Regions from separate parts of the Homo sapiens genome. Here region 1 is linked to region 2. A link is an interaction called in ENCODE POLR2A ChIA-PET data of the cell type or tissue named here. Cell type or tissue: A673. All regions are shown on one strand.

What was found. ChIA-PET counts read pairs that join two places held together with the same protein. Peaks named below come from ENCODE experiments on the same cell type or tissue, not always from the same donor. Only the 100,000 strongest peaks of a DNase experiment are listed, where the experiment ranks them.
Region 1: POLR2A ChIA-PET joins it to region 2 with 6 read pairs; 4 of 35 experiments call an interaction of 5 or more read pairs at or near these places.

Annotation. Positions count from the first base shown.
Region 1 is chr14:61,173,371-61,175,870 of GRCh38, forward strand. No RefSeq gene overlaps it. Among named protein-coding and RNA genes, the nearest start is that of TMEM30B, 110 kb to the right of the region's middle. RefSeq lists an enhancer at 922-1,423. In A673, no CTCF peak of the experiment used is centred here; a DNase peak (open chromatin) is centred at 1,191; H3K27ac peaks cover 2,500 bases.
Region 2 is chr14:61,083,511-61,086,010 of GRCh38, forward strand. It overlaps a transcript of SLC38A6 not described here. Among named protein-coding and RNA genes, the nearest start is that of SLC38A6, 100 kb to the left of the region's middle. In A673, no CTCF peak of the experiment used is centred here; no DNase peak of the experiment used is centred here.

The sequences.
Region 1 (2,500 bases), 90 kb after region 2:
CAGGGTATAAATGGTGTACTATGGTTGGAATGTGTTACGTGTTGGAAACTTGGTTGCCACCGTAGCAGAGTTAAGGGGTAGGGCCTTTGGTAGACAATTGGCAATGAATGGATCAATGCCATTTTTGAATGAATGGGTTAGTTATCATGGGAATGGGTTCCTGACAAAGTCAGTCCCCTTCCTCTCTTTGTCTCATAGGCTCACTTCTGCCTTCTGCTCTTCCACCACGGGATGACTCCTCAGATGCTGATACCATGTTTTTGGATTTTCCAGCCTCCAGAATCATGAGCTGAATAAGCTATTTTCCTTTTTTTTTTTTTGAGACAGAGTCTCACTCTGTCACCCAGGCTGGAGTGCAGTGGCGCGATCTCAGCTCACTGCAAGCTCCGCTTCCCGATAGCTGGGACTACAGGCGCCTGCCACCACACCCAGCTAATTTTTTTGTATTTTTAGTAGAGACAGGGTTTCACTGTGTTGGCCAGGATGGTCTCGATCTCCTGACCTTGTGATCCACCTGCCTCGGCCTCCCAAAGTGTTGGCATTACAGGCATGAACCACGGCGCCTGGCCTAAACTATTTTCTTGACTCAGTCTGTGGAATTGTTACACCAACAGAAAATGACTAAAACACACTGTGTTTTCACTTTGGTGTTAGATACTGTTTAGCATTATGTTATTGAGGTCTGTAATTTAGAGCTGAAATATTCAGATGCCAACATGTCAGGAGATGAATTTGGAATCAAGTGCAATTCTCCTAATTGCTAATCAAATTCAATGTTATCCCCTTAAAAACCATTCCTAAGCCATACACACTTCAGCTGAACTTAAAGGGTTAAAGGACGTCTGCCAGATTTCAGGAGAATTCTGTTGATCTCAACCTTTAGACTCTTTAGTACTAAAATATTTTGGAAGTTTCTACTTCACTGAGTGACATAATTTACACCTTTCATTCTAGGGTTGTCTTTACTGAACCACACAGTGGTGTTCTTATGTAGACAAAGCTACTGGAGTTTAGAAACAGGAAGAGCTAGAAACTCGCATTTTAAAGCTTACCCAGTGGGGTATTTCCTTAACTTTCCAAATTCTGACATGTGTTAGGTAGTCAGGAAAGAATAATGAAATTCCCCAGGAAAAGCGTTCCATAAATGGCAGCTGTTAAAATGTGGTTTTCTAGGTAGCTATGGGCCTGATTTCCATCCCATTCTTCTTACCTCATGCAGGGCTGGTCTTAGGTTGCTTTTGCAGAGACAGATCTAGGGTCCTGCAGGAAAGCCAAAGCCTTCCAGAACAGCTCAACAATAGCTCAGCGGCTCTCCAGCACACCGCTGAGTCTCCTTCTGAGAGTGTGTGTCGGTGTCACACAAGAGCTATGCTAGTTTTCAATCGCTGCTCTCATCGGAAATAATGCCAGCTTCAATTAAGTCCTGTCAGCTCAGTCAGCACCATCTGATGAGGGGAAGGGGAGGAGGTACTTCTTCAGTGGAAAGAAAACACTAGGAACCACAACAGAGATACAAGGCCTAGCAAGGAGCCTTAAGTAAGAAAGGATAAGATCAGTGGTGTTGAAGATGAAAAAGGACAAGCGATTTCCGGAGGGTCCATCAAAAGTAGCTGCACAGTGTAGAGTTGTCAAGAAATTTGATTCGGCCCTGAAGGCCTGCAGGGGTGAAGAGGAGTTTGAGAGGTTCTGGTCCTGGGGCCCAGAGGGGAGTGGCAGATTTGAATTATGGGTTCACACCTGTAGCCTGTGGTCGCCAAACCATGGCTGAGGGAGAGATGTGTGGGAATTAAAAGATCCAGATAGTTCTGCTATAACATGATACATGCATTCCTAAAACTCACTGTGTTATGCAAAATTGCACAATAAAAACCACAGGCTTAGAGAAAAGACAGGGTCAGGGGCACAGTACCTAAACACTTTGTTGGTAATATAAAAAAGATAGGAACTTAATAAAAATGATAGCACAGTTTTGTGCATGTTAAATAATGAAAAAAATGTAAATACTACAATAAATATGGCACTTTATCTTTAAAAATACCTGCCATTTGCTGATGGAAGAGGGAGCTGAGAGGGTTGCTGCTTGTGTTAGGATGAAGTAGTAGAAGAAAGATCACCAACATTTTTGATTTTTTGCAGCCTTAAAATTCTGAAATGTGGGCCATTTGAAGCATGCATTTATAATGGATATCCGTTTCATCAAAATTGAAAATTTGAAAATGTAGCATTTTCTTCTTTAGTTAATTTCTGTATCCCTGCTGGAAATTCCTTTGCAGTTTTCTCATCCACACTTGAGGACTTCACTCAATAGCTGAAGTCTTTGGAAATTGTGGTGATATTTGAAATCACCAAATCAGCCCCTCATAGAACAAAAGGTGTCATTTCTGCAGAATGTGGTAATTTCCATTAAGGTTTTTGCACGTAGATAGTGCTTTCTCTTTGTGAGCGAGGTTGCCCTTATTTTTCACCACCTAGTTTTCGGTTTCAACAATGCTCATCTTTC
Region 2 (2,500 bases):
CATTAAGCCCTAATTCAATGTGACTGGTGTTCTTGTAAGAAAAGGAAGAGATACCATGGAGATGTGCACCCAGAGGAAAGGCCACGCAAGGACACAGCAAGAAGGCAACTGTTTACAAGCCAAGGGAAGAGGCCTCAGGAGAACCAAACGTGTCCACACCTTGATCTTGCACTTCCCAACCTCCAGAACTGTGAGCAAATAAATGATGTTGTTTAATCACCCAGTTTGTGGTATTTTGTTGTGGCAGTTCTAGCAAACTAATACAGTGGTACTTACTATTCCATGGGGATTTCCCTAAATGTTGCTTATTACAGTGTGTAAGTCCTTCTGGTAAGCTTTCCTTTTGGGAAGTCATCTGTTTCTTGTTGGGACCCTGATGGATATCCAGGCTTAGATGCCAACAGGAGGTTTTAGTGACAAAGGCAAGAAAATCTGTCACTGGAAGTGTCTCCCTGCTACCGGTGTCCCTCCCTATCATGTGAACCCACCTGGGTACCCTAGTGCTACTCCAGGGTATTTCCTTTTCTTAGAAGGTGAGTGACTTTGGACTGATCATTCCCTGTGAGCTTCAGTTTTCCTCTTCGTAAAGCATAGGTAACAAAAGCTGCCTTTTTGGGGTATTTTGAGGCAACATGTTGGATGCAGATATGAATGGACTGCGATAACCCAGTAAGGAAACAAGGTTGCTCTTCTATAGCAGTATTTGTAAACAATTTCATTGATACATACGCACAAAGCATTGAAATCTTTGAAGGCAAGAAAATGGTGATGTTTACTAGGGAAGGCAGCTCTGAGTCTAGCATAGGGGAGACTGTGCGATTTGCCCAGCAACTTTCTATGCCCTCCTCCCAAGTCCAGGAAACCTTGAAAACCACAGTGCAGCAGAGACAGAGACCCGTGTACCAACCTATTCTCAGTCAGGTTTTCATTAGCTCTTCATAAACAACCAGTCAATCAATTTCAACTTTTACTTCACAGTCTCCTGCTGTAGAGGCCCCATACATACAACCGGTGAATGGAGCATCTCTTTCCCTTCTTCCTTTTCGTTTGGGAATGAAGTCAAATCTGGAGGCCAGAGCAGCTCAGACACCTAAATAGGTACACAGTATGCAGTAAGATGAGATTCTGTTTCTGGCTCCTCATTCCTATTTCCAATAAATGAAGCTTCTCAACCATGTTATTTTCACCTGCCCAAGCTAAAACACAATCTTCACTGTCCCCATAGCTCCAAAGAGGGAAATCCTGACATAACATGGGGATGCTGCTAGAGTCTTTGCCCTCTCTGCAAGCTAGACTCGCTACTGGCCCTTCCCAGAGTGGGCCAAGAGACCAGGCTTATTCCTCAGTTGGACATCTGACCTTTCACAAAATAGAGTTCTCCCCTGGGAGGATGATGCCTCCAGGGCAATAGGAACACTTTTTTGTTAGCTTATTACTATCTCTATCCAATTCTACACCACAAGGCATTCTTGTGGGTGTGAAAAGCTATTGAGGAATGAAATGGCCCTGTGGGCTAGACAGGTGAAAAGAGAATAAAATCTCAGCATGTGAAGGTCTAGGAAGAGTGTCACTTAAACTTTTAAAAAAAAGCCAGACAAACTGCAAGTTTACTACTTTTTTTGGAGAGCTGAGGTCACAGGGCAGCCAATTAGCCTAAAAATCTAAGGACTGGAGGAGGCCTATGAAGAAGCATGGGACACAAGCCCTTGCTTACCTGGAGCAGATGTAGCCAACAGAAGAACTCAGCAGGAGTAGGTAAAGAATTGGTGGCGAATGAGTGAGGACTGGTGAGAGTATGGAGACCCTGGGGAATGCATATGTAGAGGGAGTTTGCACCTTCTTGGAGACTTTTCTCCATGGACTCCACCAGGCACTGTATCCCACCAGAAAAGACTGGCCAAAGTCCTGAGAAAGAATCCCTCACAGTGCAGGTATGGGGGAAAGGGAAAATAGCCACTGCAAAGGGGCATGAACCCCACCCTTTCTCCTTTCTAGAAAAAAAGCCTTAATCTACAGGAGAAAGGGAAAAATACTGTTTCCTTTAGTCTACTGGCAAAACTTAGGGAAGAACAGAACAAAATACCTCTCTGTCCCAAGGAAGGGGCAGGAATACAGAAACAAGAACTAAGAATGTATTGCCAATAAATGTACTTGAGAAGAAATGTTAAAGAAGTTCTTCAGGTAGGAGAAATGTGAAACAAGATAGAAATGCGTAACTAAAGACACAAAAATATGAAGAGCGCTGGAAATTGATTAAATGAAGGTAAACTAAGATACATGTAAAATGTTTAAATGATCCTAAAAGATAAATGACTGTCAAGAGTAAACATAGTAGCAATGTATTATGTGTGTATAGGATAGGTAAAAGTAAAATGTATCGTAACAATGATACAAAGGTTGGGAGGGAGGAATTGAGGAGAAATTATTTTAAGATCCTTACATTATGAATGAAGCAGTATATTATTTGAAGGTAAACTCTGATCAATTAAAGATGTATTGT